Regions from separate parts of the Mus musculus genome. Here region 1 is linked to region 2. Evidence: chromatin loops called from intact Hi-C (ENCODE). Cell type or tissue: gastrocnemius. All regions are shown on one strand.

Region 1 (4,000 bases), 60 kb after region 2:
TGTAAGTATTATATCATAATAGATATTTTTCTAGCCACAGTGGAGGGATTAAAAATTGGCCAGATCCACCTGGGTGAAGCGAGTAGCGTTAAAGAAATCTAGAGGCTTGACGTAACTTTGGCTGGAATGCAGGATTGGTGTGGAAGGATATACAGTGTGAGTAAAAACCAAATCATGGGGACCCTGTCAGCCTTGCTTTTAGTCTGCAGATACTAGGGGATTTCAGCAAGATGAGAAGATGGACTAGAACAAGGTTCAGACTAAGGCAAAGGGAAATCAAGAGAATGTTTTCAGTCCTGGTGGGAAGAAAAGATCTGAACAGAGGAAGTATCAGCAGCAATGGGAATGGGGGTAGGGGCTGTGAGAGGTGTGGGGAGCAGGATTGATGGGATGGAGTAGTAGGTGTGTTGGGGAGCAGGATGGATCCGGATGTGAGGAGGAGGAGGAAGAGGAGGAGGAGAGAAACATAGACCTTTTGGCCCTTCATTATCTATAATGGTAAAACCAGAGATAAGGAAGCACAGAATGGCATAGGGATAGCTCGGATGGATGGCCAAGGAAAGCCAACTCTGTTAGGTGGCACACACAGAAAAAGAAAGAGAAGGTGGTAGGCATTGTCTTTCTGCTCTCTGCTGAGTCTGAATGCCTACAATAGTGCCTGGAGTGTACCTGCTATAGAGTATACTGTGTGAGTGAAGAGCCAAGCTGTGCCTCACGCTTGAGGTGTGTATAGATGCACACGGAGTCACTAGGGAGCTGCCTGCTAACCTCTGAATTGGAACCAAGGGGCCACTAGTTGCAGTGTGTCTAGAGAATGAAAGCACCGGAGTGGGAGACCAGACACCAAAGAAGGGTTTGCCCTTGTGAGTACCTCTGGATCCAGGTACTGGTTAGCTTAGTCATCATTTTCTCTCACCTGACAGGCAAGGAATTGCCTTACTTTCTCTCTCAATCTGTTTAGGGATAAAAGACAACAAAATGAACCAGAAGATCAAGGCTGAGTGTTATCTTATGCCAGGGATGCTACCTGATGTGTAGACCCCTTTTACAAAGATTCAAGCATCCAGACATCTGTCCACAGTGTTGTATCTTTCTTTAAGCCTTCTGTGGGAAATGGAGATTCTTCTGAGCCTGCCCCTAACCTGGGAGCAGCGACCTGTGGCGGCACTTCCCCTATCTCCACTGAGAATCACCAGAACAGAGTCCTCTGTGGAACCCAGTGACTTATCTTTATAGGGGCCCGGATTAATCCCCCCTTTTTAATCTGTGCCTTTATAAAAGAAGAGAGACTAGGGACTCCTGACCATTGTGCATAGGCTGGGGTCTCCTTAAGCTCACTGCTCTGCCAGTGCCTGCTACAGAGAGCTGAGGTGTCTCTTCCCACTTACTCGCTGAGCAGGCTCTTTGTTCATGAGCTTGGCTGTGCACTACAGTTCTCTCGTCTGTGCCTGTGTATGTGTGCGGGTGGCTCTTGTTTGACTTGCCCTTTTAAAAACAACTTAAGCATACGAGGTTTTCTGTTGGTCGGGTCAGTAAAGGCTGTGGCCTAACAGGGAATTGTCAGCCAATCCGTGACTCACCAGAGCTCCAGTTTTGTATGTGAGCAAGTGGTGACAGCCACTGGCTCAGGAGCAGCTGGCTGCTGTCCTAGAGATGGCATGACACTTTGGAGGCTGTGAAGCTGTACAGCCCAGTTTTTGATCAGTCAAACCTTCTGTGGGTTCACTGTTAGCAAATTCCTACCACCGTTGAGCTAATACTGTTTAAGAAGAGTTCTCAAGGGTTGACAGTGATTATCATAGTAGACACCAGAAAATGCACTGGGAGGATGCCCGCTCATAGCTCTCTTCAGTAAGCTCACTCACCTCTACCTTTTCCTCTCATTCTTGCTTAACATTCATACAGGGCTTTATAGATACAGGCCACATGCCTTAGACAAGATCTCTAGCAGAGAAGTCCCCTGATCCTTATAAATATTGTGTTCTAGACTGGGCTGTGTCCAGGGCCATGGAGGTTTCTGGTGAGCTATGTTTGGTGGAAGAAGTTACTGTTTACTGGTTGTTGTTGGGTTTTTTTTTAATTTCTCCATTAAAAAGTTTTAAAATTAACATATAATTTGATTACAGACTTTGAATACATACATGTTTTCTATCACCCTTTCTTTCTACCCTAAACCTCTTCTTTTACTTTCAGAGTCCTTTTTCTAGTTTCGTGACCCCCATAGTACATGTGTTATGGATGAATGTATGTGTAATCTTGGATCTGGATATGAAGAGAAAACAAGTAGTTCTGCATCTGGGTCACTTTGCTAATATAAAAACTTCAAACAGCAACAGAATATTAAGCCAGATGTGGTGGCTCAACGCCTTTGATTCCAACACTTGGGAGGCAGAAGCAGGTGGATCTTTGTGAGTTTGAGGCCATCCTGGTCTATAGAGTGAGTTTTATGAGAGCCAGGGATCTTTTAACAGAGAAACCCCATCTCGAAAAGCAAGCAAAACAAAAACAACAAGAACAACAACAAATTTCTAATTCCGTCTGTTTTCCTGCAGATACCATGATTTCATTTTTCTTTAAGGCTTGAGTAAAATCCCATTGTGTGTATGTATCACATTGCCTTAGACGATTCATCTGTTGATGGAGATCTAGGTTATTTCCACTTTTTAGTTATTATAAACAGCACAGCAATAAGCATGGGTGTACAAGTATCTCTGTGCTAGGACTTAGAGTCCTTTGGTACTGTCTTCTCTTTAGAGAAAAACTTGGTGTAGTGTAAATTCATATTGTGGCTTCACTACTTAACATGTAAGGGACCTTGGGTGAGATATGTAATTTCTCTAAGTCTTCTTCTTGTCTTTTTATTTCCATCATGAAAATAGTAATGTATAATAATGAACTAATAGAGTTTTCATGAAGGTAAATTGAGTTCATGTCCTTAGGAACATTAGCTGAGATCTGTGTATGGATTTCAAGATGGCTTGTTGGATATGAAGCCACTCTCATAGGGTAGAGCTACGTAAAAACCTTCTGAGAGAGTGGAAAGGACTCTTTCTTGAGGGGCCTGACTAACCTTTATAAATCCACTGGGGATCCTAATTCTTGTCAGGATAGTAGGATCTTGTAGTAGTAACACAGTCTTAGGGGAGACATCCAAGGGTTTAAAGAGCAAACAGTTTTGGCATATATATTTGGGAATACTTTAGAAAGTAATATGTTGGGGCTGTTTTGCTGCAGTTCATGAGAGTTGTTCATTAGCATCTCTGCTCATCTGCATTCACTGATACCATGTTCAGGAATATTTATAATGTAAAAAGCACTGTGTGCTTTCTTCCAAGAGGGCCAGTTGGCCATGTAGCAGTACATGTTCTTACTGTCTCTAGTTGACAGATTCTCTGGTTTATTAAAGAATAGGCTTCTGCTCTGTGTATTACTCAGGTCTCTGAGAATGAGCGAGACAGAAAGGTTCGTGGAGGTTGGCCTGCCGTGACTAAAGAGCTATTCTTTACTTGAGGACAGCCTTAAAGATACATATTAAATGAAGGATTTCTTTTCTTTGTTTTGGACATACTAACTCAAGCTGGCCTCAGACTCACTGTGTAGCCAGTGATGACCTTGAACTCACAATCCTCTTGCCTTCATCTCCCAAGTGATGGGATTGGTATGGGAGGGGGCACTTAGAGTATTTTTGAGACTTCTGCAGGAACATAACATCAGAATGAAACACAGTCCCCCTGGTTTTTAGACCACTCACCCTTTTCCTTTTTCCTTTCTTTTTTTTTTTTTTTTTTTTTTTTTTTTGCTCTTAGGTCTCAGTCAGTCTCTCCACCTCCAGTTTTATACCCACCAAGAAGTCCCATCTACCCACTCAGTGACAGTGAAACCTCAGCCTGCAGGTACCCCAGCCACTCTAAATCCCAGGTGCTCCTCAAGGACCGGCATTCTCGAAATCCTTCACTCCTAGGTCAAGATCCGTCCCCAGAAACCTCACCACCCATTTGTA
Region 2 (4,000 bases):
GGAAGGGAAGGAAGTATGCTGAGAGGAGGGAAGAGGAGGTCGTGCTGGGTCTTTAGAGGTCTTGCTAAGAACCTAGAGCTCATCCTAAGAGCTCTGGGAAGCATTGAAGTGTTAAGCAGGAAATGACATGATCCTGTGTCAAAAGGGGCTTCAGACAGCCGTGTGGAGAATGGATTTGTGAGGCTATGATGCTGTGGAATGTATATTTGGTCTTCCTCCTGTTTCCTGGCAGACAACTCCTAAAATCCTTTGGAATCTCCAAAGCAGGATATGTCTATTTGTATTTGCCTGGTGCCTGTGGGCTCCTGCATGTCCTCAAGATGGGAGCTGCTTGTGTTTAGAAGATTGTAACTTTAGTCTTACTCCATTACTCCTGGGGAAAAGAGAGGGGGGTGAAAGTTAAGTTGGTTAAAATGACTAATGATACAATCTGTTGTGCTTATATGCCGAATCTTCCATAAAACCTCAGAGGACTGGGTTTTGAGAGCTATAGTGGAGCCAAACATGTGACCTTTGTAGAGAGGACTTGGAAGCTCTGTGCCCTCCCCATACCAGCCATATGAATCTCTTTCATCTACAATACCGTTTATAATAGACTAGGAGATCTAAGTGATTCCTAAAGTTTTATGGGCCAACCTATTAATAGCAAATGTGTTAAAGTCAAGGATGTAACTGTGGAAATTCTGATTTAGATGTATATGTGCTTGTCAGAAACACAGATAGAACAGTCTGACCCTAGCAATTGGCATCTAGCGAGGTGGGAGGCAGCACTGAGGACTGAGCCTCACGGGGCTGGGTTCAGTCTCCAGGGAAAGTGTCTGAATTATACCAGAGGGCATACATCTACTGTTAGACTGATGGTTTGCTCGGTATGTTTGGAGAAACCTCTACCCAGTTGGCAACAGAAGGCCTCTGTGTTTATTGTTGTGTGGCAGTGTATGAGAAACTGAGTTTGATTTTTCACTATTTTCCTTGAGGGCAAGAGGTGAAACTAGGATAGTTGGGTTTCTGCAGTAATTACTGAATGGGTAGGCAGTGATAGAAGTGGAGAAAAGGGGACATATATTAAATATATTTTTCAAGTAGAATTATTTGGGCTTGGTAAATGGATTGCAGTGGGAAGGGAAAGAGACCTGGAGATGTCACCCAGGTTTCTGGCCCAAGTATGTGTATGTACTTGTGGTTTTTTCTTTTTTCCCTGTAGTGTTAGGGTGAAATCGAGAGCCTTTTGTGTGTCTGTCAGTGCTGTCTCTTTGAGCTTTCTCCCAAGCACTTTATTTATTTATTTGCATTTTATTGAAAATATTGCATTTATTTATTTGGGTATGTATATGGGTAAATGCATGCCATGATATGCATATGGAAGTCCAAGACAACTTCAGTTTTCTCTTTCCACTGTATGAATCCTAGAGATTGAGCTAAGGTTCGCAGATTTGGTAGGAAGTCCCTTTACCTGTTGAACAATCTCATTGGCTCTCTGTCTTAGTTAGGGTTTCATTGCTGTGAAGAGACACCATCACCAAGGCAACTCATATAAAGGTAAACATTTAATTGGGGCTGGCTTACAGTTTCAAAGGTTCAGTCTATTACCATCATGGTGGGAAGCATGGTACCATGCAGGCAGACATGGTGCTGGAGGAGCTGAGGGTTCTCCATCTTGGCCCACAGGCAACAGAAGGACACTCTTACTTCCACACTGGGTGGAGCATGAGCACTAGGAATTCTCAAAGCCTGCCTACACGGTGACACACTGCCTTCAACAAGGCCACACCTTTTAATAGTCCCACTTCCCATGGTCCAAGCATATTCAAACCACATCCTTATTTTGTTTGTTTATTTTTAAAGATTTATTTATGTATATTAGTATTTTGCCTGTGTGTGTGTTTGTGTAAAATTCGTGTGCCATGGAGGTTGGAAGAGGGTATCGGATCTCCTGGAACTGGAGTTATGGATGGTTGTAAGTCATCATGTGGGTGCTAGGAACCAAACCTGGTTCCTCTGCAAAAGTAACTATGTTCTTAGCCATTGAGCAATCTCTCTAACCCTATAGCCCTTATTTTTAATTTTGAGACAAGATTTCATTGAATTACCCAGACTGCCCTCTGTAGCCAAGGCAGTTGGTGACATTGCAGTTTACTTCAGCCTCCTGAGAAATTGGTATTACAAGCTTGACTGACCCACTGGCAGACAACGTGGGTCTGTACAATCCTCCTTCAGAAAAAGCCAATCAGGCGTGATCTGAATCCAGTCCTGCAGAGGCAACAGAGGAAGTCGGCTGGCCTTGCTTCTTTCCAGTTCCAGGAGCTCATATGCAACAGAAGGGTTCTGGTCTCCCCAATTCAGGCCCCAACTTTATTCTTTCTAAGGACAAGATACCAAAGAATCTCTAACTCCGGTGTGCCGCTAGGGGGAGCATGGCCTGCGTTGTGTGTCTGGTCTTAGGGCTTTTAACATTTAGATTACTTTAGTGACTGACTTTCTGCTTTGGTAGCCTGACTCACACTGTTTGACTGGAAGGGTCCCAGAAAATTTTAGTTGATATTGTCAACTCCAGTGAATTTGATCTTATTGTAGAAAGGGGTGGACTTGCCTCATCTGGGTTCGGAGACTAGGCAGGTGTGTGTTCCTTGGGTTCAGATAAAGAGCAGAATTTGCTGTGTTTAAGAGGAAAGAGAAACAGAGCTTTAGTGATACTGAATTCCTATGCAGATGTGGGGATTCTGGGCTTATCACTACTTAAGGATCTGTAGTAGTCTGCCATTTCTACTTGGGTTTTATGTCGTGTTTTTGTGTATTATCTTCAGCATATATTTGTGAGTTAAATTCAAGTCAACCAAAGTCTGGTTTTGGGAATTTTGTAGCATACTGAAGGTGAGTCAACATCACAAGGAATTCTGCAAGGGATAAGCGTTACAGATTCCATCAGGGCCCCCCCACCCCTCCCCCAGCATTATTTTGAGGAGCAGCATTGGAGAATGGCCTCCTTGAGCCTCATTGTCTTCATCCTCATCAGCCTCCACCTTCCCACATGCAGTCAATCCATTTACCAACCCCGAGTTCTACTTGAAAAATATATCTACTAGATTGGTGGAGGAGAGGTACTAACAATTGGGGGGTGGTGGATGAGAGCTGAGTGCCTAATTTGAAGTGTTTTTGACTAATAGCACCTTGACACTGCACCTCACACCCTAGTCCTCTGCCACCCCAGTATGAGATATATTCATAGAAAGTAGAAAGTCGGGAGGAGGCTGGCTCAGTGACAGGTGGCCAGTTGGCGATGAGGTCAGGCACTGCTAAGGTCTTGTGACTCTAGCTCTGGTATTCTTGGCAACTGTTCTGCTTAATGTATGCCAGAAAGTTGAAAGGCTTGGACACTGGTTTTGGATCTCTCATTTCCTGGTTCAGTAAATGGGAGCAAGTAATTTAACTTTACTTTAGATACATTTTTAAAATGTGTTAAATTAATATAACACCAGTCGTAACTTTTAGGACTACTCTGTCAGAGAAAAAAATGAACCAGGATTTGGGAGGTTATTTTGGGAAGATGTAAGATAGTACTTGGGGGTAGGGCAGGGCATTTTTTCTCTAGTTTGCAGCAGATATTGTGCATGTCATAGATGTTATCGGTCATTAAATCTTTGGGCTAGAAGGGTGGCAGATAGATTTACCTTAACAGGACTTAGATAGAGTCTTCACTTTCCCTTGGAGGCCCACACTTGTGGTTCTTAGAAAATGAGCTGGTTTTCAAGATCAGGCTTCTGTGTACTTTATAGCAAAACATAAAGGACTAGGAGACCCTTGACTTGTCTCTACTCTCAGTTCCTAACTAGTTAGGTAAGTGTGGATCAAGTATCTGATCTCTCTGGGCCTCAGTGATCCCATCTATAAAATGGTAGCAAACCTATCTGACCAGTGTGTTAAGAGCATCAAACAAACTAGTACATCTATTTTGAGAGGGTTAGGCAGCATCCAAGCAAAAGTATACATAGGGCTACTAAAA

Evidence for each region. Peaks named below come from ENCODE experiments on the same cell type or tissue, not always from the same donor. Only the 100,000 strongest peaks of a DNase experiment are listed, where the experiment ranks them.
Region 1: it touches region 2 in a loop (2.3-fold over the local background); 9 of 42 quality-filtered maps call a loop at or near these places.

Annotation. Positions count from the first base shown.
Region 1 is chr7:109,557,268-109,561,267 of GRCm38, reverse strand. It overlaps Denn2b (DENN domain containing 2B), which reads left to right. Exons shown (of 20, transcript NM_001001326.1): 3 at 3,807-4,000. Among named protein-coding and RNA genes, the nearest start is that of Snora3, 39 kb to the right of the region's middle. In gastrocnemius, no CTCF peak of the experiment used is centred here; a DNase peak (open chromatin) is centred at 1,613; H3K27ac peaks cover 1,515 bases.
Region 2 is chr7:109,617,329-109,621,328 of GRCm38, reverse strand. It overlaps a transcript of Denn2b not described here. Among named protein-coding and RNA genes, the nearest start is that of Denn2b, 2.2 kb to the right of the region's middle. In gastrocnemius, a CTCF peak has its summit at 2,405; DNase peaks (open chromatin) are centred at 2,392 and 3,260; H3K4me3 peaks cover 66 bases; H3K27ac peaks cover 1,488 bases.